Linked DNA regions of Homo sapiens: all the other regions are linked to region 1. A link is a loop called in an ENCODE intact Hi-C map of the cell type or tissue named here. Cell type or tissue: Calu3. All regions are shown on one strand. Links, peaks and the distances in the headings refer to the core of each region. The heading gives the core; the rest is flanking DNA.

Region 1 (8,052 bases), core at 2,077-7,076:
TGCAACTCTGGACTATGTCTTCCTTCATCTATCTCCTTAACACGCTTATTCCATTAACACGATATGCGTGGATAAAAGATGAAACCTTCAGAATCTAAGGAGGTCAATCCCTGTGGCTCTGGCTACTAGCCCTGTTTCCCAGTTTTTACGAAGAACCCAGCTAGAGCAGCCACCCTCAACATGAGCAGCTTGTCTCCAGGAACAGTTTCCTATCTCAGGCTGTCTGCCCTTTCCTTCCTCCCTTTCTTTCTTCCACAGTCTCTGGCTGCCTTCTTCTCCTCACACATCTGCCATTATTCTCTCTGCCTCTTCTCCCCAACCCCCCATGCCATCCATCCAGAAAACAAAAGGTGCTAACCCCATGTCTCCACCTTTACTGCCCCAAACTCAGACACATGGAACTCTTCTCTCTTTTTTTTTAATTAAATTAAATTTAATTTAATTTTAAGTTCCAGGATACATGTACAGGACATGCGGGTTTGTTACATAGGTAAACGTGTGTCATAGTGGTTTTGCTGTACCTATCAACCCATCACCTAGGTATTAAGCCCCATATACCTTAGCTATTTATCCTGATGCTCTCCCATCCCCTGCCCCCCACCCCCAACCAGCCCCAGTGTTTGTCTTGTTCTCCTCCCTGTGTCCATGTGTTCTCATTGTTCAGCTCCCACTTACAAGTGAGAACATGCAGTGTTTGGTTTTCTGTTCCTTTGTTAGTTTGCGGAGTATACTGGCTTCCGGCTCCATCCATGTCCCTGCAAAGGACATGATTTCAACAGAACTCTTCTTCTAGGACTTACTGTCAATCACACTGCTATCTGGTAATCATCAGATCGGTAACAACTGTGGGCACAAAGAGATTATCGATGACAATCCCCAGTGTTGATAAGGATATCAGGAAATGCCCTCTCTCATCTTTTGGGAAGAATTAAATTGGTATCTTTCTAGATGGCAATGTTACAGGTCAAATCGTAAAATGTCATTTGTATAAAACATACAAATATTTATTTGGCAAATGCTGTCTGAAAGTATACAACTCGTGCACACACACAAAACTGACAGCAGTGGTTGCCTCTGGGGAAGAGAATTTGGAGGCTGAGAGAAAAGAGATTTATATTTGTTTCATAAGGATTTGGATTATTGCGTTTTATCTTTTGAATTTTGTACTGTAAGTATTACAATCTAGTTCTTTAAAGTATAATGAAATATAAATAAATATACCCTTTGATTAATAATACCCCTCTAGGAATTTTTTCTGATGAAATAATAGCACAAGAGTGCATAATTTTTATCAAAGCACTTGTTATAATGTAACCACTCAATGGGTTCACCTTGCCCACTGCCTAGACAGAGACGATTTATCAAGACAGGGGAATTGCAATGGAGAAAGAGTAATTCATGCAGAATCTGCTGTGCAAGAGACTGGAGGTTTTTTTTTTTTTTTTTTAGACGGAGTCTTGCTCTATCGCCCAGGCTGGAGTGCAGTGGCGCGATCTCAGCTCACTGCAAGCTCGAGACCGGAGTTTTATTATCACTCAAATCGGTCTCCCTGAGCATTCGGGAATTAGAGTTTTTAAAGATAATTTGGTGGGTAGGAGCTTGGGAAGTGGGGAGTGCTGATTGATCAGGTTGGAGATGGAATCACAGGGGCTCGAAGTGAGTTTTTCTTGCTGTTTTCTGTTCTTGGGAGGGATGGCAGAACTGGTTGAGCCAGATGACCGGTCTGGGTGGTTTCAGATGGTCCATCAGAGTGCAGGGTCTGCAAAATAACTCAAGCACTGATCTTAGGTTTTACAATGTGATGTTATCCCCAGGAACAATGTGGGGAGGTTTAGACTCCTGGAGCCAGAGGCTGCATGACCCCTAAACTGTAATTTCCAATCTTATAGCTAATTTGTTAGTCCTGCAAAGGCAGAATGGTCCCCAGGCAAAAAGGGGGTCTTTTTGGGAAAGGGGTGATACCAATAGTCAAACCATGAAATGAATTCCTTCCCAAAGTTAGCTCAGCCTATGTCCAGGAATAAACAAGGACATCTTAAAGGTTAGAAGCAAGATGGAGTTGGTTAGGTCTGATTTCTTTCGCTGTCTTAATTTCCTCAGTTATAATTTTGCAAAGGCAGTTTCAATAATATTGAAAACTTGGAAACATTAAGAGAAAGGTTAACACATGAAACAAACATACAGTAGAATATGATACAGTCATTACAAGTGATGGAGGAAATGTATGGACATGGAAAGTGTGTAGCACATTTATTCATACAGAAAATTAGTTGAGGATCCAGCATGCATAGCGGTTCTCTTTATGTAAAATTCGGTGCATTTAGAGCAAATAAAGATGCCCAGAGGAGGGCTAATTATAATGTGTGGTTATTTTCCATTGGTGGGATTTTGGAATTTCCTTTTATAATAGCAATTGTATAGTTTTCGAGAAAAAATATAAACCCAATTTTTTAAATCTCAGGGGAGCTTGCAACATCTATTTATGCTTCAAGGTCCAGATGGGTAAATGCTGTCAGCTAAGGCACAGTGGTTCCTCCGAAAACTTGTCTCACCTTTCCCACAATATCTGATTCAAATAGGGGCAAGACATCGATGCTGTCATGGGAAAGAAGTGAGAGACAAAGGAAAAAAGAGCAGAGGGTGGGAAATGGGACCACATCTTTTGGAGAAATTACTACTTAAGAATTGACAAATTACAGTTATCAAGAAATAAAGGTTATCTCTTGGAAGTAAAGGGACAATGGGTGCCCACCCCCCCATCCTTAGGTGAATAGACTGCCCTAACAGAAGTTAGGTCAATAGACTTCACTCAATAGACTGAAGTCACAGAAGTCCCCAACAGTTCATCTGTTCTCTCAACCCAACCCTCTCTCAGGTCAGCATTGAAATGCAAAGACCTGGTTGGTTACAGCTTCTTCCTAGCCCCTTGCCATGACTCTCTAATGGATAAGACAAAGAGATGTGAGCACTGTCTCTGCTGGACTCACTTGGGCAGTTGGTTTTGGCTCTCCTGGCCACCTGCAGACAATTTAAGTGTGGCAAGAGGGCATTCTCTGTCTTAGCCTGAGACTTCGTCTGTATCTCCCAATGGCATCTTCAAGGTACCCTTTTGTTCTTGGGTGGAGGGGGCACTTCTACTTGCTTAAACCAGCCCATGCTTGCCTTTTTCCTATCATCCCAATTCTTCTTCCTCTTGAAGGATGCGCTTTCTAACAAATGAGCACCATGAAGGCCAAACCAAAGGTGGCAGTGAGGATGATGATGATGATGAGACAATGATATGACGATGATGATGCTCACATCTGTGAAGCACTTCATGATTCCATGATTCATCATGTTGTTACCTCTTTTGAGTCTTACAGCTTCCCTGGGACATAGGCAAAACTAGAATTTTCTCCCTTTTTTGGCAGTGAAACAGGATCAAAGCAGCTAATGGCTTCCCAAAGTAGTAACCAAACACAGTAGGTTAGCGGCAGAGCTGGAACTCAGAATTAAGTGCTCCCATCTCTGGGTTCAATGCTTACGCATGTACTTTTTATTTAAGTTCCTTTTTGATTCTGTTCTCATGATCCTGTTCCCACCTTTCCCACCCAATCCACATCAGGATTGGAGCTGCCTGGGCAGGAGCTGCCAGCACAGGTGTGAAGAATATTTAGAACCCTAGGCCCTAGCACCCTGCTGGGACCATCATAAGTACTCTATATGCACAGTAACAATTGCTATTAAATTATTAAATTTTACCCAGTGCATAATGTCGATATATAGCAATTCATATATATATAATATATATATATATATATATATCACCATGCTCATCTGACTCTACTTTGCCACAATTCTCCCCACAGTCCTCCCCACTCCCTAGCATCACATGCAGCTCATTTCATATATATATATATATATATATATATAGAGAGAGAGAGAGAGAGAGAGAGAGAGAGAGAGAGAGAGCGCACAAGCAATTCATATTCACAATGAATATTGGTTGAACAAATGGATGAAGGAGTAAACTAAAACCAGTAAATATCCCATATATGGTAGATTTTTGTTTCTAGTGAGTGAGTTAATAAATAACCTGATGTCTCACTGTAGACTGAGGCAACTATTACTAATTTTTCCATTGTCTATCTAACTGATAGACATGTATTAGGTCACAATAAATGTTATTTGAGAGAATAACTCATGAAAGAAATCACTGGATGAATTAATGAACCAACCAGTACTAGAGTGTTATCCAGAATGGTAGCAATTTTTATTTCCTTTAGAGCCTAGTGTGTATTAAAGATTTGTTGAGTCACTTGAACTAGCACCATCCCCAGATCAGATGTTCCAGGACAGACCCCTAGAACTGAGAGTTGTCTCCAAGTCCACCTCATCAGGTTTTGCCCCTCTTCCTATCAGGCGCTCTGGAGATGCCAGAAGGAGGCTGAGTTTCTGGCCATGCTTCCCTTCCACTAACAGTACCCTCTGTCTCCCTACTCTCCCCACCACAGGATGATGCAAACTTTGATCCACTTGTTGAAATGCAACATTGGCACAGGGCTCCTGGGGCTTCCCCTGGCCATAAAGAATGCCGGCTTGTTGGTAAGAGGCATCTGTGGGATGGGAACTAGGTTTGCTCATTTGCAGAAGGGGGTGATAGGTCCTGAAGGCCTTCACACTGTTATCAATGGGCAATTTGGGGGTACCCTCTGCAATTGAAAATGTGCCTGTTGGCATCAATCCCCTGGAGTCAACCTGGGTCCAACCTGAGCATCCCTGAAGGGGGCACACCATTACTCTTAAAGACTCACCATGCTCATCTGACTCTACTTTGCCACAATTCTCCCCGCAGTCCTCCCCACTCCTAGGATCACATGCAGCTCATTTCGTCATTTGCATTAACAGCCCAATCCCTGCAGGCATTTGAGTGTGTGACTCCTGTTCCAAACCACTTGAGGGCGCATGAGAAAGTGTCTTGGACATGAAGATAGACGCCTCCATCAATCCCACCAATCCACTCTCCCCACACCAGCCTACCTCTTTCTCTTTTCCTGTGCTGTTCCTGCCCCCTCATTTCTGTCTTTTTAAAGTGCCTCCTCTCTAAAACTTTACACTTTCTTATGATCACTAATGCCATCCTCACTTTGTATTTTTCTACCATTTATATCTACCTTACCTGGGATTCTTAAAGCACTTACGAAGATAAGATATTTATTTATTTATTATTATTTATTGAGACAGAGTCTCGCTCTGTCGCCCAGGCTGGAGTGCAGTGGCACAATCTTGGCTCACTGCAACCTCCGCCTCCCGGGTTCAAGCGATTCTCCTGCCTCAGCCTCCCGAGTTGCTGGGATTACAGGTGTGAGCCACCACGCCCAGCTAATTTTTGTATTCTTTGTAGAGAGGTTTTCATCATGTTGGCCAGGCAGGTCTCAAACTCCTGACCTCAGGTGACTGGCCCATCTCGGCCTCGCAAGGTGCTGGGATGACAGGTGTGAGCCACCTCGTCCGGTCGACATATTTATTTTCTAACAGACCCACCTTCCTCATTTAATTGAAAGCTCTGTGGGCAAGAACTGTCTGATTTCCCTTTGCACGTCCCCACGGTAGCCTCTGTAGGGACTGGCACACAGCAAGTTTCCATTAACATCTACTGAATGGAATAGATACCAAATATATAATTCCATTTCCTTGGAGTGAATCTTTTCTTATCTCCAGGCCTGGTAAGTGGCTTCTATGTCTAAAGAAGGCGAGACCCTTGCTGCCTCTGTCATGACTTCTGATCTTCAGTGGTTCCAACCCAGAGACTGGACTCTCCCCTTTGGAATCCTCTGGGTTCTAGAGCTTCTACAAAAAAACATGGTCTTCAGCCAAACTATCTTTGCCAGGGTGGTATTTGTTTTTAAGACAATGCTTTTATTCTTTGATATTTGCTTCCTCAGAGTCATTAGATGATTTCTTTACCTTTCATCTCCCACCAGAACCTCTGGCCATGATTCATTTGAGAAATATTTATTGAGCACCTATCTACCCTGTGCATTTGTAGCCCCTGGGAATATAGAAGCAAACAAGACACGAGAGTCTCTGCTGCATGAAGCCTGCATTCCAGTGGAGTCTAGTGGTGCTCTTGATCCCTCATTTATGTCTTTGTGATAGGTCACATCTATAAAGACACAAGTGTTCAGAACAAAGGATGTGAGAGGGTCCCCGTTTATACCCTTCTGATCACCTCTGGAAGATATAATTAGTAATCAGCCCCACTTTTTAAAAGGAATTTGACAAATTAGACACACTACAGTAGTGATCCCCAACTTGGGATCATTTTGCACCAGCTCCTGCTACCCTAGCCAAAGACCTTTACAATCTCTACAGACATTTTTGGTTGCCACAATCTGGGGGAAGAGTCTCTGACACCTAGTGGGTAGAGGCTCGGGAAAGCTGCTAAACATCCTATAATGCAAAAGACAGCTCCTGATAACAAATAATTATCTGCCCCAAAATGTCAATAGGGCACCTGTTGATAAACTCTGTACTAGAGGAAGAGAACTGAGTCATAAGAACACCTTGGCCCTCAATCATCTTGGAGGAAGTGAGGGCCAGGGTGTGTCAGACAAAATAAATTTACCACAAGGGACTCTAAACTGGTAGAACTCAAGGAAAATGAGAAAATGCATGGGCTATGTGGGAAGGTAATGAGCTCTCTGTCACTGGAAGTATCCTAGCAGAAGTTGGGCAGCCACTCTACAGGGATGCTAAGAAGAGCATTCAAATTCTAGCATCTGGGAGCATGAGGACATTCAGGCTGGGTCTGTCACCCCAAAGACAGTTTTATTATGCAACAGGCCCCAGCACGCAGACTGTGAGAGGGCCAGGGAATGGGAGTGATCATTTCTGGCTCACTTCCCCCTTTCTCCTCTCCCCTCCAGGTCGGTCCTGTCAGCCTTCTGGCCATCGGGGTCCTCACCGTGCACTGCATGGTCATCCTGTTGAACTGTGCTCAACACCTCAGCCAGAGGTCAGAGGCCTGCTTCTCTCTCATTCCAGCACTGGGGCCCCTCTGAGGGTGTGTTGCTCTTCTTTTGACCACTGACCCAATTAATTCGGCCACTGCTCCAGGCCACCTTCCTACCAATCTGGATTCTATGAAGGCAAGGAGAGCATGACAGAGAGTCCCAGTTAGAGACTCTAGGCACAGATCCAACGCTGCTGCTAACAAGCTGGATGACTGTCAAATTCCTGCATCCCCCTGAGCCCAGATCTCCTTAACTGAAAGCATCGAAAGTGATAAAAGATGCAAAAGCACTATATAAATTACTCTATTTATTTGAGACAGAGACTTTCTTCTCTTCCTTTTAGCCTCTCCATCCCCAACCTTCTCCCACTCCAATACCCACACCTTGTCAGGGTAATTTGGTCCATGCAATGTTAGTAAAAGTAAAAAGCATACTTACTGAAAAGAAGTCTTCACAATGATTTCAGTCATTATCAAAGCATACTTATAATAATCAATGTTTATGTATTTGAAACTTTAATGCAAAAACAATTTCAGAAAGAAAAGACAAATGCAGTAAAAACAAAGAATGCAGAGATCCACAGCGCTCAGCTACTCCCAAGGCATGCAAAACCAAATAGGTCCTCGTAAATGTGAAGAAAGGTCTCAAAAGTCAAAGTAGGGACGGTAAACAAAACTCTCCATAAAGCCTAATTATCATAACCCAAATAGGTGTACCTGGAGTACATATCAGTCACACCTAACTCTCAGAGCACTTTCCTGCTCACAAAACGCTTTTAAGAGCATTTACTCATTCCGTAGTTAAATGTATTGTGCAATTACACTGCGGTTATCGTGCCAAGAGCCTTGCAAGCCTTGTTTACTCCTCACAGTAAGTCTATGATAGGCACTATTTTTATTCCCATTTTACAGATGAGTAAACTGAGGTTTAAATGCCTTGCCCAGGGTCATATAGCTGGGAAGTGGCAGAGCCAGTATTCAAAGACCTACTGTGACTCCACTGTTAACCATTTTGCAAATCTTCTCTTCCCTCAAGCCTTCTGGGATCATTATATCAC
Region 2 (8,052 bases), core at 2,111-7,110, 170 kb after region 1:
TTGAGGCCCAAAGTTCAAGACCAGCCTGGGCAACATAGTAAGACCCTTGTCTCTACAAAAATAACAAATAGAACTAGCCAGGGACTGTGGCACATACCTGTAGTCCTAACTACTCGGGAGGCTGAGGCAGGAGGATTTCTTGAGCACAGGGCCCCTGGGTTTGAGGCTTCAGTGAACGCAGTGCTATGTGATCACGCCACTGTACTCTAGCCTGGACAACAGAGTGAGACCCTGCCTCTTCAAAAAAAAAAGAAAAAGAAAAAAAAAACTTATAACAGTATTGCTTATATTAGGAAAAAGCTAGAAACAACCCAGTGACCATCAGGAATAGTACAGCAAAAACCTAAATGCACAGTGGTATATTTGCAGAGTTCCAAAATGTGTAAATCTAAGTGTATTGCTTAGAGTTACAAAGCTATGGTAAAATTATAAGGAAAATCAAGTGTGGAAATTATACATGAAGAGAGAAGAGGTTTATAACAGTGAGAGGGCCGGGCATGGTGGCTCATGTGTGTAATCGTAGCATTTTGGGAGGCCAAGGCAGCCCTTGAGGCCAGTTCAAGACCAGCCTGGCCAACATGGCAAAACCCCATCTCTACTAAAAATACAAAAATTAGCCAGGCGTAGTGGTGGGTACCTGTACTCCCAGCTGCTCAGGAAGCTGAGGCAGGAGAATTGCTTGAGTCTGGAAGGCAGAGGTTGTAGTGAGCTGAGATCGTACCACTGCACTCCAGCCTGGACAAGAGTGAGACACTGTCTCAGAAACAAACAAACAAACAAACAAACAAACAAAACAGTAAGAGGAGCATAGAGAGAGCTTCAATGGGAATGGCAATGTCTGCTTCTTTTGCTCTAAATTTTAACTTTTTATTATGAAAATAGGATTTTCAACTAAGCTGGGAGCTATCAGCACTCTAGCCTCCTCTCAAGTCCATGTTCCCCAAACCCACTTGTCTTGCAGGGCCTGGGGACTCGGGACAACACCCTGATCCGCATCATGGTCTCCCGTAGTGAGTTGGACATGCTCGACATTCGGGAGATCTTCCGGACCAAGTATGAGAAGTCCCTCTACAGCATGATCAAGGTCAGCAGAGCTCATGGGGGCAGAGAAGGGAGCAAAGAGCTTTTTGCCAAGACAGAGGGCTTGGGGACTATTCCCAGGAAAAGGAAATGTCCTAGGAAGTGGGAGTCTCTTGGACATTCCAGGAGCTCCTGCCTTGTGGCTCATTCAAGGAATTTAAGGATATTCAACAGAAAAGCAAGTGTTAGGGGTGTTTGTGAGTGGTAAGGCTACAGAAGGAGGCAGGGGCTGGGTCATGAAGGACACGCAAGCTGAATTAAGTGCGAGGACTCTGCCCCAAGGGCAGTGATAGTTCAGTCTCCTGGAAGAAGGCTGGGAAACACTGAAGAACACAAATGAGGGTTAAAGGGGAACCTTTGGCCTGGGCCGGGTGATTGGTGATGACTCTGGGACATCCGGCCCCTGAGGCTTTATCAGGAGACATATGTAAAGCTAGGGGTTTTCCCTTTTTTTTTTTTTTTTTGGATGACTGAAATAAAACTTTATGGGGTGACAGAGAAAGAGATCCAAGTTGTATTCTCCAAAGTATGTTTCCAAAGGGTAATTTTTTTAGGTGTTATGTGCAAAATGTTCTATGGGAAAATAAGTTTGTAACAAACCACAATAAGCAAAGATAAATAAGCCAGTTTCTTTACCTCAGAACTTCTCACAGCCTTTCACATTTTGAAGTCCATTATGAAGCCCCAAGAGGGATATGGAATATGCATCTATACGGATATGTGCATCTGTGTAATATATATTTGTTTGATTTTTTTGCATTTCCCAATATTTTTGCTCATGGAACCCCATTTCCATGCATATTTCATGTGGAAGGACTGGGCTGGGGACTGTCTGGTGGCAGTGCTGTGCTGGGGCACTGGCTTGAAAGGGCAGCGAGCATCTCTTCTCAACTCCGCATATTGGTAGCAAAGTCATATTGGTAACTTGAAATTGTCCATTGCTAGAAGTATTTACACCACAGAAATAGGCAAATGCTATAAATTAGGGCTTCCTCCAACCTGCCCGCTGAGAACCAGTTATTCAATATTAACCAGCACAGGAGGGCCAGGGCTGCTATGAATAAGTGTTCATTCAGCCTTCCCCTCTTTCAGGCTGTGCAGAACCTTCACCTCCTTGTCTGAGAGGAGCCCAGGGCTGGGTGAGAGGTAACCTTTCTTTCTTTCTCTTCAGAATGACACCTCTGGCGAGTACAAGAAGACTCTGCTGAAGCTGTCTGGGGGAGATGATGAGTAAGTGGCTTCTTGGCCCCTGGCTGGAGGGCATGGCCTTGGGGTGCCAGGCGGGGACTCTCCTGGCTCGCATCCTGATGGGTGGATTGGATGAGCTGGGGATTCCCCTGAGCCAGGAGCGTCGCACAAGTGAAAGGCGGCTTTTGCTGGTAGCTGCTGTGCTTGTGGGTCTGTGTGTCTGAGAGTGTGGGGGTCTGAACGTGAGCGTGGTCTCCTGTATATGGAGATGTCTGCTCTTGTGAACTTGGAAAGTCAGTCTGGGGTTGTGGACTAGGAACCAGAATATGAGCATCCAATCCCTGCTATTTCATAGCCATTTCTCGGTTTCATCACCTGTTAAATGGGAAAAGGACACATTCCTGCTCTGCCTACTCATTTATGCAGCATATTTGTGTTAAGTGCCTTCTGGGTGCAGACCCTGTGAGGAAGCCCCTGATGAAGGCCACAGCGCAGAAGGGTATAGACCAGTTTCCAGAAGGGAGCAGTCCTGTGCTGGGGAGAACTGGCTGTGCCACATAGAAAGCATATATAAAAGCACACAGAGATGCCCTAGCCCAGACCAAGGGGAGACTCTTTGGAGATACACGGTGAGACCCAAGGAGGAAGGGGAAGAGCCAGGTGAAGAGGGTCTGGGGACAGTGTTTGGGTGGAGGAAATCACCTATAGAAAAGCCGAGGAGTGAGAAGGAGTGGCCTGATTCATTCATATGTCCGAAGTCATGCATTTATGGAGTACTAGAGAGAGAAATAAGGCAGAGAAGTGGGAGGGCCTGGGGGCCTCTTCCCAGAATGTTAAATTGGGACATTACTTGACCAGATTTGTGTTTGAGAAAGGGAACAGGCTGCGCTCTGATTTCCTTTCTCTGGATCTTATAAAGATCCAATTACAGAAGGGATGCAAGAATTTCCTGTGAACCTTTGGTAAGGACCATAGGGGTTGATGCAGTTCAGCAGATATTACTGAGCTCCTGATGCATCCAGGCACTTTGCAGGAGGAGATGCAGGGCTGGCATGGCCATAGCTTGCTCAATGGCCTCTTTGAGAGGGGAGAGTTGGATAGAAGCCATTCAAATTCTAAGGAAGAAAGGGGAGGCTGAAGGATTGGAAAAATCCTATCCTGCTTGGACTCTGCAGCCAGGAAGGCTGCCCTTAAAAGCCAGCATTGGCCGGACACAGTGGCTCAGCGCCTGTAATCCCAGCACTTTGGGAGGCTGAGGCGGGCGGATCACCTGAGGTCAGGAGTTCAAGACCAGCCTGGCCAACATGGCGAAACCCCATCTCTACTAAAAATACAAGAATTAGCCAGGCGTGATGGCGGGTGCCTGTAATCCTAGCTACTTGGGAGACTGAGGCAGGAGAATCGCTTGAACCTGGGAGGCAGAGGTTGCAGTGAGCTGAGATCGAGCCACTGCACCCCAGCCTGGGTGACAAGAGCAAAACTCCGTCTCAAATAAAAATAAAAAATAAAAAAGGCAGCATTGCAGGGGGTCTCAAGAGATGGAAGGTTCTCAGAAATGGAGGGAGGACTCTGGCGAATGGAGGAGGCATAGGCTGGAGAGAAAGAAAGCTTAATGTGTGTGTGGTGTGTGCACGTGTGTGTATGTGTTGGGGTGTGTGTGTGTGTGTGTGTGTGTGTGTTGGTGTGAGTGTTGCCCATGATGACATTCCTTCCTGTCCTCTCCCTAAACCCCTCCATTCCAGTGCTGCTGGCCAGTTCTTCCCGGAGGCAGCGCAGGTGGCCTATCAGATGTGGGAACTTAGTGCAGTGGCCCGAGTAGAGGTCAGACCTTCCCCTCCTCCTGCTTGACCTCTTGACCACAGCTTCTCTGCTTGCACCTTCCTGCTGCTCTGGTTGGCACCCAGCTGCCCCCTGGCGGCCAACCCGACACGTTGATTCTCACATCTGAAGCTTCCTTTTCTCCCTTGGAGTGGTGAACTGGTGGAGGGGCGCACCTGGTTTCTGCATTAGCTTCTGACACGCTGGAAAGGGTTCTGGCCCACTTACTAACAGGGCTTGCTGAAATGGAGACCTGGCTGGTTCCATGGAGGGGCCTGTCCCGTCTGGAGTCGAAACAGTTGGCCTCAGAGACATGAAAGCTGAGAACAGATGGGCATCCCTGGGTGCACTGGAGGATTTCAGGTTGTCCTCCTGAGCATCCTCAGACTGGGGGTCCACAAAGGACAGGAATGAAAGGTTTCACTAAAGTACTTTAGGCAAACCATTCCAGAGACTGCAACACTTGGTCCACACAAAAAAGCATGGGACCTTGGAGCTCTCTGTTACTTATTCGCTATGTAACCTTTGGAAGGTGCCCCCTCCCTCTGGGCCTCTATGTCTCCATCTTTAAAGTGAGGGGTTAACATGGCAATCTCGGTGATCTCTTAGGGCTCTTGAGCTCTGATGTTCTAGGACAGTGTTCCCCAAATGATAAGGCAAGAGATCTTTGCAGATGATTGTAGGTGATGTGAGAAGTGAATTTAGTTTGGCAGGGTTGAATAACGCTGAACTCCACAGAGTGAATGAGAAAGGCACTCCTTTCCAATTTCATCAGCGTTTCTGATTACGTCAAAGAGGAAGTCTTGGTTTGGTGCCGCCGTCTCTGCAACACTTGCTGATTTTCCTTTTTCACAAAGAGAAAGCTGAGAGAGCTCGCTTTAAGTTTCAGAGCTTCTGGCAAGTAGAGGCATCATGTTAAATTTCATGGTATATCACCTCTTTTGTTTTTATTATGTTGATTTTTGTGGTAAATTGTCAGTTTATGATACATGGTATCAACTTCCTAATTCATGGTAGTTATATAAAATTAATTTCATCCATTCCTTTTTTTTTTTTTTTTTTTGAGACAGGGTCTCACTCTGTTATCCAGGCTGGAGTACAGTGGCATGATCATGGCTCACTGCCACCTCCCCAGGCTCAGGTGATCCTTCCACTTAGCTTCCCAAGTAGCTGGGACCTCAGGTGGACACCACCACACCTGGCTAATTTGTGTAGAGACAGGGTTTCACCATGTTGCCTGGGCTCATCTTGAACCAATGGGCTCAAGCGATCCTCCTGCCTTGGCCTCCCAAAGTGCTGAGATTACAGGCATGAGCCATTGTGCCAAGCCTCATTAATCCACTTAACAATTATTTTTTGAGTGTGCCTATTATGTCAGACACTGTTGTAGGCACCTGGGATATGTAACAGGATAAAACGGATACAATTCCTTGCCTTTTGGGAGTAATTTTAAATGCACTTCAAAAATTGATGCATTTAAGTAGACAGAAAAGAAGTTGAATTACATAAAACCATTAAGAGATGGCATAGTGTGTGTGCTAATTTGGAATAGTGAAAGTCCTTTAGGAGTGACTGAAATTTGGGAAACTCTGTTCTGGTATTTCAGAACTTTTCTGCTGCCTTTTCAGGGGGAATGACTCTTTAAGAGGCAGAGGGGGCCTCGGGGGCAGGGTAGGATTCAGAAGAATTGGGGATGCCCCGGTGGAATAAGCAGCCAAGGGGCACTAGAACCGAGGCAGATCCCGTGGCAGGCGGGAGCCTAGCCAATTTCTCTTGATCAGGACTTGCCCTGCTCCCAGCCCTGAGTCCCTCTCTCCCTCTCTCTATATCTTTCTGTCTCTTTCTCTCTCTCTCTCTCTCTCTCTCTCAGCTCTCGTGCAGGGTCTGTCTGCTGTGGCTTCACCTCTGCCTCTTTCCCCACCCACGCCGCTTGGTTTGGGCTCATGGGGTGAGCTTCCCACCCTCGCATGCTGTCTTTCAGCCTGGTCCCCAGGGGGGCCTTCAGACACCTGCTGAGTCTCTTTCTGCTTCTCACAGCTGAAGGGAACTGTGCGCCCAGCCAATGACTTCAACCCTGACGCAGATGCCAAAGCGCTGCGGAAAGCCATGAAGGGACTCGGTATGGGGGATGGGAAGGGAGCAGGGTTGGTCTCCAGGGCAGCAGGTGTGGTGGGTTTGGCCGTGGGCTGGCAGGGGATGGAGTGAGGTTTCAAATTAGAGTCTGCAGGATGAGGAAGGCTTGATCTCAAGTTTCCACCCTCCTAGCTCCCAGAGTATAGAGAGGAGGGGCAGGAGAGGGTTCATAAGGAACTTGGCAGAAGCCCTTTCCAGGGACCAAGGTGTCCCCCAGCCTCCTGGAAGCAGTATCCTGGCACTGAAGAAAGTACCAGGTCACAAAATTGGCATGGTGCCCTGGCTCTGCTGCTGACTCACCGTGTGACTCTGGGTGAGCCTCTCCGCCACTCTGGGTCTGAATTTCCCTATGTGTAAAATCAGGGCTGTGGACCCTGGAACCCAAGAGCCCTCCCTCATTCTGTGGTGGGAGTGTGCCCTGCTGGGCAGGTCTTTCAGACCTATATTTGGCACCAGTGGGAAGAGTACTGCACCCACAGGTTCAGATCAGCTGGGCCTGTGCTCAGAAAGTCCAGCCTGGGACAGGCCATCTAGGGTTTGGCTTTCTTTGCCTTTCTGCCCCATCTGTCTGACAGCAACTCCCAGGAGGCTTTAGGTTAAGTCCATCACCCTCCTGAGCCTCCTTTCCATGTGTCTCATGGGAATGATGATACCTGCCAAGCTCGCCTGGGACTGTAGGATGCTAGAGGTAAAAATGCCATGAAAGACCCCTGTGCTGGGTCTGTGGTTGATGGCATTAATCTGAGAAGCAGGAAGTGATATTCTAATGCCTTCCAGAGTCAACCTGCTGTGGTTAGAGGGACTCAGGGTCCAGCTTCCAGAGAGCTGAAGAGAAAGGACATAGAGTTGCTAACAGGACTTGGACTGTCAGGGTTGGAAGGATCCCTTGGTGACTACTCCAGCCTCTTCATGTTACAGATGTGGAAACCAAGTCCCATCAAGGGAAGGGGACTTGCCCAGGGTGGGCAGCCATTGCCAGAGCCAGAACTAGAACTCAGAGGCACTGACTCCCAACCCAGTGCTCTCTACCTCCCAGCTGTCCTTTTTCCTCAGCGTGTCAAAAGGAAAGGGAGGGAGGAGTCCAGCAGAAATCAGTGGCCTGAGCCATAGGCAAGCGGACTGCAGGGACTCAGGAGCACATGGCCGCTTAGCCAGGCTTCTACCCTGACAAAGATCGATGAGGGGCCATCAGTGGGCGGTGCATGGGGAAAGCCGAGAGCCACAGGCCTTCTTCTGAGGCATGTGGCTTTGGTGACTCAGGGACTGACGAAGACACAATCATCGATATCATCACGCACCGCAGCAATGTCCAGCGGCAGCAGATCCGGCAGACCTTCAAGTCTCACTTTGGCCGGGTAAGGACCTCCTCCTGGGCTCTCTGTGCAACATGCATGCACCTTGCCTGATTGAGCTCAGCCTGTCCCCATCGGTTCTGCACAGTTGGGCACCAGGGTCTTCATGGCAGAGGGACCCTGTGTGGTCATATGATCTCAGAGTGTCTCCAGCACTGGGTTTGGGCAGACATATCTTTCCATGCCCCCAGTTCCTTGTGATGGGCAACACTTGTGTGAGTTGCTCAGTGGACTCAGAGGCACAGCATGGGGCCAAGATCAGGGCTATGAGTTGTTTTCAGTGTGCTTTGGGCATCTTGCAATTCCTCTGCACAGACAGAGCTGGCTTCAAGGCCCCAACTGAGTGTCAGGGATTATTGCACATTGGTGGCATCTGGCTTAGGTTGATGCATTTCCCCCTGAGTGGAAACAGTGTCCTTCAGCTCTGCTGCCTTCCCGTTCCTGTCTCCTGTGTCAAGGAGAGTGGGTCTTCCTCCTGGTT
Region 3 (8,052 bases), core at 1,181-6,180, 130 kb after region 1:
TGCCTTTTTTTTTCTTTTTGAACAGGGTTTCACCATGCTACCCAGGCTGGAGTACAGTGGTGCAATCCCAGCTCACTGCAGCCCCAATCTCCTGGGTTCAAGCAATCCTCCCACTTCAGCTTCCTGAGTATTGGGACCATAAGTGCACACCACCAGACCTGGATTTTTTTTTTTTTTTTTTTTTTTTGGAGCAACTGAGTCTCACTATGTTGCCCAGGCTGTTGCCCATGCTGGTCTCAAGCTCCTGGTCTCAACCTTCATTATTTTTTAAATGCTGCATTGTACTCTAAGGTTGAGCTTTACCACAGTTTATCCATTCCTTTGCCAAAGGAAATTTAGATTGTTTCAGTTTTTTGCTACTGGAAACAACACTGCAAAATGCAAGAACTAGCATTTCAAGGCTCAAATAGCTACATTTTCCTTCAAGAAAATGAAAGAATGCTATTCAATCCAAACATGTCACCTGATGTATTTTCCCTCATGTGTGTTTGTGTCCTAAGTAACCACCACAGGGCAAACCTCTCCAAATGTAGCTGTAAGATTCTTGCTCTCCTGCAGAATTTTGTCTATGTCCTAACTATTGCTTGTAGCCAGTGGAAACCCTCCCAGGTTCTGGTTGAAACAGTATTCCCTCTATAAAATCAATGACCATTCTTGGAACTAGGGAGGTAGGGTAGAAAGCAGCAGAGAATGGGACGCTGGGGAGCTTGGGTTCTCGTTATCGCTTTGCTCCTTGCTGTGTGACCTTGCACAGCCTCTTCTCATTAGGCCCCAGTTTCCCGGCCTGTTCAAGGAGGGTGTCGGGCGCCTAGAGTTCTGGCCTTCCAGGGCTTTACCATTCTCTTTTCAGTGACCAAGTCCACTGAAAAGGAGGGGAAGGGCTTTGAGAGGTGATTGCTTAGCTTCCAGCCTCACAGGCTTATGAATCTCAAGGAAAGTGCTGGGAGCTTGGCAGGCCACCACCTTGAACCCAAGTTCTAGCTGATGGTTTCCCAGGGCAGAGATTCCACAAAAAGAGTATCCACGTGTCCCAGATAACGCTCATGCAGGACCCGCCCAAGGCCCCGTTGTGCCCTTGAGCCCAAGGTCCTGGGTCTAGACTGTGAACTGTTGTACGCTCTCAGAGCGCCCTGTTCCTCTCCGTCCCCCAGCACTTATCATGGTTTGTAATTTTATGGAATTTGTGTAATTGAGTCGTGAATGTCTGTCTCTGGGCTCGTAGGCTCTGAGCTCTCCAAAAGCTGGGACCAGGTCTGCTTTGCTCATGCTTTGTCCCCAGTACCTTAGCACAGCACCTGGCACTTTGTGGGCACTAGACAAATACATGCTGTGAATGAATAGCTGATACAGGCTGGTTTCAATAGCAGAGACATGGCTCAGCCTTCTCTTCTAATCCAAGGCATCCCAAAGAGGCCAATAACGGAGGGGTAGGAAACCAAGCGGGCAGGGCACACACGGTCCAGGCAACATTATGAAATTGGAAAGGTCACTCCCTTCTCAGGTGTCAACCTTGAGGTGGGGCAGGTGGTATGGAGTGTTTGAAATAGAAGACCTTGGGAATAAACACTCATGGAAACTTTGAATTGTAGAATTCATTCATTCATTTAATTTTCATTCATCTAATAGTTATTATCTACTTTACCAAGCAATGGGAACGTAAAGAAGACAAGCATTAACCAAAATCATATAAATAAAAATATAATTACCAATTAAGATCTGTATGATCATGGAAAAAAACAGAATTTTAGGACAGACGATGGGAAGGGATGCGTAAAGGAACATCGAGATGCCGAGCGCGGTGGCTCATGCCTGTAATCCTAACACTTTGGGAGGACGAGGCGGGCAGGTAGCTTGAGCTCAGGAGTTCAAGACCAGCCTGGGCAACATGGCAAAACCCCATCTCTACCAATAAATAAAGAAACAAAAATTAAATAAATAAATAAAAAGGACAGTGGAGGGCTGGGCACAGTGACTCACACCTATAATCCCAGCACTTTGTGAGGCAAGCAGATTATTTGAGCCCCTGAGGTCAAGACCATCCTGGGCAACATGGCAAAACCTCATCTCTACAAAAAATACAAAAATTAGTTGGGTGTGGTGGCATATGCCTATAGTCCCAGCTCCTCAGGAGGCTGAGGTAGGAGGATGGTTTGAGCCCAGGAGATGGAGGTTGATCATGCCACTGCTCTCCAGACTGGGCAACAGAATGAGACTCTGTCTCACAAAAAATGAAACAGAATAAAATAAAAATAAAAAACATTGGAGGATGAATTAAAAAGGAATTTTTGAGAAGTGCTGTTTAAGGCGAAATATGCAGTAAGAGCTAGTGAGGCAACCTCTTCCAGGCTTGGAAGAACTTTCATTCCAGGCAGAGGGAATAACTTGTGCAAATGGAAGCTTTCGGTAGAATTCTGAGTGAGTTATAGAATTCTGGAATTCCAGAAAGAGGGTCTCAGAGTCATAGAATCTTGAAACAGACCCTTCAACCGGGAAATGGACTCTTAGATGGTTAGAGACTCAGAATCATCATGTATGAACACAAAAAGAATCTTAAGACATAATTCATTCTCATTCCCCTCTCTGTACATATAGAAACAAACAAAACTCAAGAGCAAGGTAATAGAACCCAGCTAGAACTAGCTCTCACCTCTTATGATGAACAGGCCAGGACTTCATCCATTAAATTAATAGTAGTAGTAATGCTTATATTTATTCTCATTATTATGTGCTAGTTGCTACTAAATGATCTGTTGTCATATCAGTGCATTCCATAACAATCTTGCAAGGTGGATACTTTTATAATACTCATTATTATAACTAAGCTAACAGAAACTCAGACAAAAAAATAAATAAATGGTTCACAGTCACTGAGCTAGAATACGGTGGACCCCAGAAGCCCAGGGACTTTTTCGTTCATTTTCTTTTAAATGTAAAGGCTGTACTGGAAAGCACTGTACTACCCTGCTTTTTCTAATTCAGCTGTTTTCGGGCCTATGCTTCTCACAGGGGCCCCTGCCATCCTACAACTCGGCCTCCCATTGCTGAGACCTCATAGTAGAAAATAATCTGTTTCATGCCAAGTCGTTAGAATCTCCTTATTTTCTCTCGTATAAAAACAAACAATCCTCAACCGTTATAGAGGAATTCCAGACACTGAGAGAGGTCTTAAGGGGACTTTTTGTGGAGGAAGGGGGTGTTCCAGGTAGTCATTTGAACAGTATCCCTTGGGGCCCCTTCCTCTAGTGAGCTTGAAGTAAGACCTGTCTCTGGGAACATACACCCTCTTCTGATGGAAGCCAGGCAGAGCTGGAACTTGCCAGCAGGTGGCAATATTTGACCATTTCCAGCTTCCTCAGAGGGCAACTGGGAGATCTTGAACTTTCTTCTCCTATAATCAGAGAAACTACAGCCCTGACAAGGGACATGAGAAAATCTGGAATCTCAGTCCATTGTTCCAGCCCATATCACAGCATCATGCCGTCTCTTTTACAGACACCTGTAGACAGGCCACTCCACAGAGGAAGGGGCCTGGGAAGTGCCAAAAAGATGATGTCATCTTCACGTGTTTCCAACCCATGTATGCTTCCTTCCAGGGTTTGTTTCCACCTGGAAGCAAGGCTGCGTGACCCCGGCTTGCTTGCAATTCCACAGCTCCTGGATGTGTAGGTTGTTTCCCTTTTGCACTTGAAAAATACAGTGTTGCTGCTGGTGGGGGAAGGTAAACTAGTACAACCACTATGGAAAACAGTATGGAGATTCCTTAAAGAACTAAAAATAGAACTACCACTTGATCCAGCAATCCCACTATGGGTATCTACTTAGAGGAAAACAAGTCATTATATGTAAAAGACACTTGCACACACGTTTCTAGCAGCACAATTCGCAATTGCAAAAATATGGAACCAGTCTAAATGTCCATCGATCAACGAGTAAATAAAGAAAATGTGGGCCAGGAATGGTGGCTCACGCCTGTAATCCCAGCACTTTGGGAGGCCAAGGCAGGCGGATCACCTGAGGTCAGGAGTTCGAGACCAGCCTGGCCAACAGGTGAAACCCTGCCTCTAATTAAAAAATACAAAAATTAGCTGGGAGTGGTGGCAGGTGCCTGTTCCCAGCTACTCAGAGGCTGAGGCAAGAGAATCACTTGAACCCGGGAGGCGGAGGTTGCAGTGAGCCAAGATTGTGCCACCGCACTCCAGCCTGGGCAACACAGCAAGACTCCATCTCAAAGAAAAAAAAAAGAAAATGTGGTATATATACACCGTGGAATACTACTCAGCCATAAAAAGGAATGAAATAATGGCATTCACAACAACCTGCATTGGAGTTGGAGACCATTATTCTAAGTGAAGCAACTCAGGAATGGAAAACCAAATATCATATGTTCTCACTTACAAGTGGGAGCTAAGCTATGAGGACATGAATACATAATAATGATATGTAATGGACTTTGGGGACTCTGGGGTGAGTGGGGAGAGATAAAAGACTACACATTAGGTACAGTGTACACTGCTTGGGTGACAGGTGCACTAAAATCTCAGAAATTACCACTAAAGAACTTATCCATGTAATGAAAAACTACTTATTCCCCAAAAACCATTGAAATAAAAAACAATTTTAAAAATACAGTGTTGGACAGTGAAACCTCGTCTCTACCAAAAAATGAAAAAAATTAGCTGGACGTGGTGGTGCACACCTGTAGTCCCAGCTACTCCGTAGGCTGAAGCATCAGGATAGCTTGAGCCCAGGAGGTTGAGGCCGAAGTGAGCTGAGATTGTGCTACTGCTCCAGCCTGGGGGACAGAATGAGACCCTGTCTCAAAAAAAAAAAAAGAATGAAAAAAAAAAAGTTGGGCATGGTGGCTCACATTATACCAATGCTGGTGTAATCCCAGCATTTTGGGAGGCTGAGGCAGGAGGATGGCTTGAGCATAGGAGACCAGCCTAGGCAAGATGGTGACACGCCATCTCTACAAAAAATACAAAAATTAGCTGGGCAGGTGGCATACACCTGTAGTCTCAGCTACTTGGGAGGCTGAGGTGAGGGGATCACCTGATCCTGGGGAGGTCAAGGCTGCAGTTGAGCCATGATCACACCACTGCAGTCCAGCCTGAGTGACAGAGTGAGACCCTGTCTCCAACAACAACAATAAAACAGTGTTGGGCCTACAGCTTCCTCTGTATTTTAGATTATTTTCTTAGGATTGATTCCTGTAAGTGATGATTAGCTCAAAGAGAATGAGCAGTATATTAGTGTTTACTCCTACTTGCTGCTGTAGCTCAGGAATTAAGGCCCTGGGCTCTGCAGTCAAGGGAATCTGGCTTTCAATCCTGCCTCAGTCACGTGGGCTGAATTTGGGCAAAGATCAAAAATTTCAGTTACTTTTATTGCAAATTAAGAATACAAATAGCCCTGACATTTGTACACTACAGCCCATTCTGTCTCCAAACATTGCTGCAGGAATTCTCCCTTCTCTCTCCTCCATCAATTTTTTTACCTTCTATATGATAACTCCCACCAGCATACAAATATGCTGTTATGTCTTCAATCTTTAAAAAAATCAAACAAAAGCCCTTCTCTTGACACCAATTCCCTTGCCAGACACTGCCTCATTCCCTTGCTGGCCTTCGCAGCAAAACTCCCAGAATAAGTAGTTTAGGCTTTTTATCTTACACCGTTCCCATCAGGCCTTTACCCCCAACATTCTGCAATTCACAGCAAGAGATAAGTTGGCTTTCACATTGCTAAACCCAATGATAGATTTGTAGACCTTGTCCTACTTTACCTAAAAGCAGCATTTGACACACCTGATCACTCCCTTATTTTTCACTTTGCTGCCACATTCTCCTGGGGTAGTTTCCTCCCATCTTACTACAATCTCCTTCCCAGTCACCTTTGCTGAATTCTTTTCTTCTCCCCAACTCTTTTATTTTATTTTTTGAGAGTCTCACTCTGTCTCTCAGGCTGGAGTGCAATGGTGCCATCTCACTGCAATCTCCACCTCCTGGGAGTGATTCTCCTGCCTCAGCCTCCCAAGTAGCTGGGATTACAGCATGCACCACCACGTCCAGCTAACTTTTTGTATTTTTAGTAGAGATGGGGTTTAACTATGTTGGTCAGGCTGGTCTTGAACTCCTGGCCTCAAGTGATCCACCCACCTCAGCCTCCCAAAGTGCTGGAATTACAGGCATGAGCCACCGGGTCCGGCCTCTCCCCAAATGGTAACATAAGAGTGTCTCAGACTCGGTCCTTAGCATCGTGGGTGATCAGCAACTATTTGGGGCTGGCGGTACAGGCAGTAAGAAGAATTTACCAAGGCAGTTGTAGGTAAAGAAAGGCAGATTTATTAGAGAAAGTATGAAAATACATTGCTGCCAGACGTGGTGGCTCATGCCTATAATCCCAGCACTTTGGGAAGCCGAGGTGGATCACGAGGTCAGGAGTTTGAGACCAGCCTGATCAACATGGTGAAAACCCATCTCTACTAAAAATACAAATATTAGCCAGGTGTGGTGGCACGCACCTGTAATCCCAGCTACTCAGGAGCCTAAGGCAGAAGAATCGCTTGAACCCGGGAGGCGGAGGTTGTGGTGAGTCGAGATAGTGCCACTGCACTACAGTCTGGGCGACAGAGTGAGACTTCATCTCAAAAGAAAAACAGAAAAGAAAAGAAAATACGTTGCAAGGGTGCAACGGGCAAGTTAGCAAAACAGAAGCTAACTGCAAGAAAACAAAATCTGGCTAAGGATTTTATAGGATGGTGCTTGTGCTGTGTGCTGAAGAGGGCTTTGTGCAGTACTGATAACATCAAGGGTGCAGGGAGCTTGCGTGCATTTTTCTATCAGGTGAGGGTCTGGCAATAGCTGGGCGCAGATAAGATTGTGAGTTATTCGCACAGGAGGGCTATGCATCCTGGGCCATGAAGAAAGGCAGACTTATAGCTTATCTGCTTTCTCTTTTTGCTTTCCCTTGGTCCTGCCAGCCTGACTCCTTTTGCCGAACTAGGACTCCATATTTAGTTCTCTTCTCCCTTAAGGATCTCATCTCTTGAACTCCAGACTTGACTAGCCAACTGCGTACTTGACATCTCCTGTTGGGTGTCTAATAGAAATGTTCAACAAACTGGTCAAAAACTGAACTCCTGATCTTTTCCCCACTTCTAATTCCCAAAATTGCTTTCCCTGCAGTCTTGCTCATTTCAGTTGATGGTAACTCCATCCTTCCAGTGGCTCAGGCCAGGATCCCTGAAGCCATTCTTGACTCTTTCTCATCTCCCACCTGATCCTTCGGAAATCATGTTCAACCTTCAAATACATCCCATCTCCAACCACTTCCCCCACCTGCATTTATACCAGCCTGTCTCTTGCCTGGATTACTGCAAAATCTCCTAGCAGATCCCCTTCTTCTACTCTTCCCCCAACAGTATTCAGTATTTCCAACACAGGAGACTTCAGTGACCCTTTAAAAAATATGTCTTGGCCAGGTGCGGTGGCTCACACCTGTAATCCCAGCACTTTGGGAGGCCAAGGCAGGTGGATCACCTGAGGTCAGGAGTTCAAGACCAACCTGGCCAACATGATGAATCCCCGTCTCTACTAAAAAAATACAAAAATTAACTGGGCATGGTAGCAGGTGCCTGTAATCCCAGCTATTTGGGAGGCTGAGGCGGAAAGAATTGCTTGAACCCACGAGGTGAAGGTTGCAGTGAGCCGACATGGCACCACTGCACTCCAGCCTGGGCAACAGAACGAGCCTCTGTCTCAAACAAACACAAAAGTCTTATCCAGAATATAAAAAGAACTCATATAACTTAACAACAAAAAAGACAAAAAATCCAATTTAAAAATGAGCAAAAAGCATGATTAGATATTTTTCCAAAGAAGATGTACAAATAGTGGCCAATGAGCACACAAAAAAGATACTCCACATCATTAGTCAGAAGGGAAATGCAAATCAAAAACACAATTATAGATGCCATTTCATAATGACTAGAGCACAAGTTTTTTGTACTTTTGTTTTTTTGAGACAAGTTCTCACTCTGTCGCCCAGGCT

The links. A loop is a pair of places that touch in the nucleus more often than their neighbours do. Peaks named below come from ENCODE experiments on the same cell type or tissue, not always from the same donor. Only the 100,000 strongest peaks of a DNase experiment are listed, where the experiment ranks them.
Region 2: it touches region 1 in a loop (5-fold over the local background); 6 of 110 quality-filtered maps call a loop at or near these places.
Region 3: a loop joins it to region 1, with 2.1 times the contacts of the local background. A loop is called at or near these places in 4 of 110 quality-filtered maps.

Annotation. Positions count from the first base shown.
Region 1 is chr5:151,295,125-151,303,176 of GRCh38, reverse strand. SLC36A3 (solute carrier family 36 member 3) reads left to right here. Exons shown (of 10, transcript NM_181774.4): 2 at 4,494-4,584; 3 at 6,909-6,997. Among named protein-coding and RNA genes, the nearest start is that of SLC36A3, 4.6 kb to the left of the region's middle. In Calu3, for the core only: no CTCF peak of the experiment used is centred there; a DNase peak (open chromatin) is centred at 4,946.
Region 2 is chr5:151,122,439-151,130,490 of GRCh38, reverse strand. ANXA6 (annexin A6) reads left to right here. Exons shown (of 26, transcript NM_001155.5): 12 at 962-1,084; 13 at 2,252-2,310; 14 at 4,011-4,089; 15 at 6,124-6,205; 16 at 7,480-7,574. Among named protein-coding and RNA genes, the nearest start is that of ANXA6, 31 kb to the left of the region's middle. RefSeq lists enhancers at 4,178-4,337, 6,146-6,646. In Calu3, for the core only: a CTCF peak has its summit at 4,180 (motif pointing left); DNase peaks (open chromatin) are centred at 4,180 and 6,500.
Region 3 is chr5:151,160,249-151,168,300 of GRCh38, reverse strand. No RefSeq gene overlaps it. Among named protein-coding and RNA genes, the nearest start is that of ANXA6, 6.5 kb to the right of the region's middle. RefSeq lists an enhancer at 3,522-3,631. In Calu3, for the core only: a CTCF peak has its summit at 3,349 (motif pointing right); a DNase peak (open chromatin) is centred at 3,320.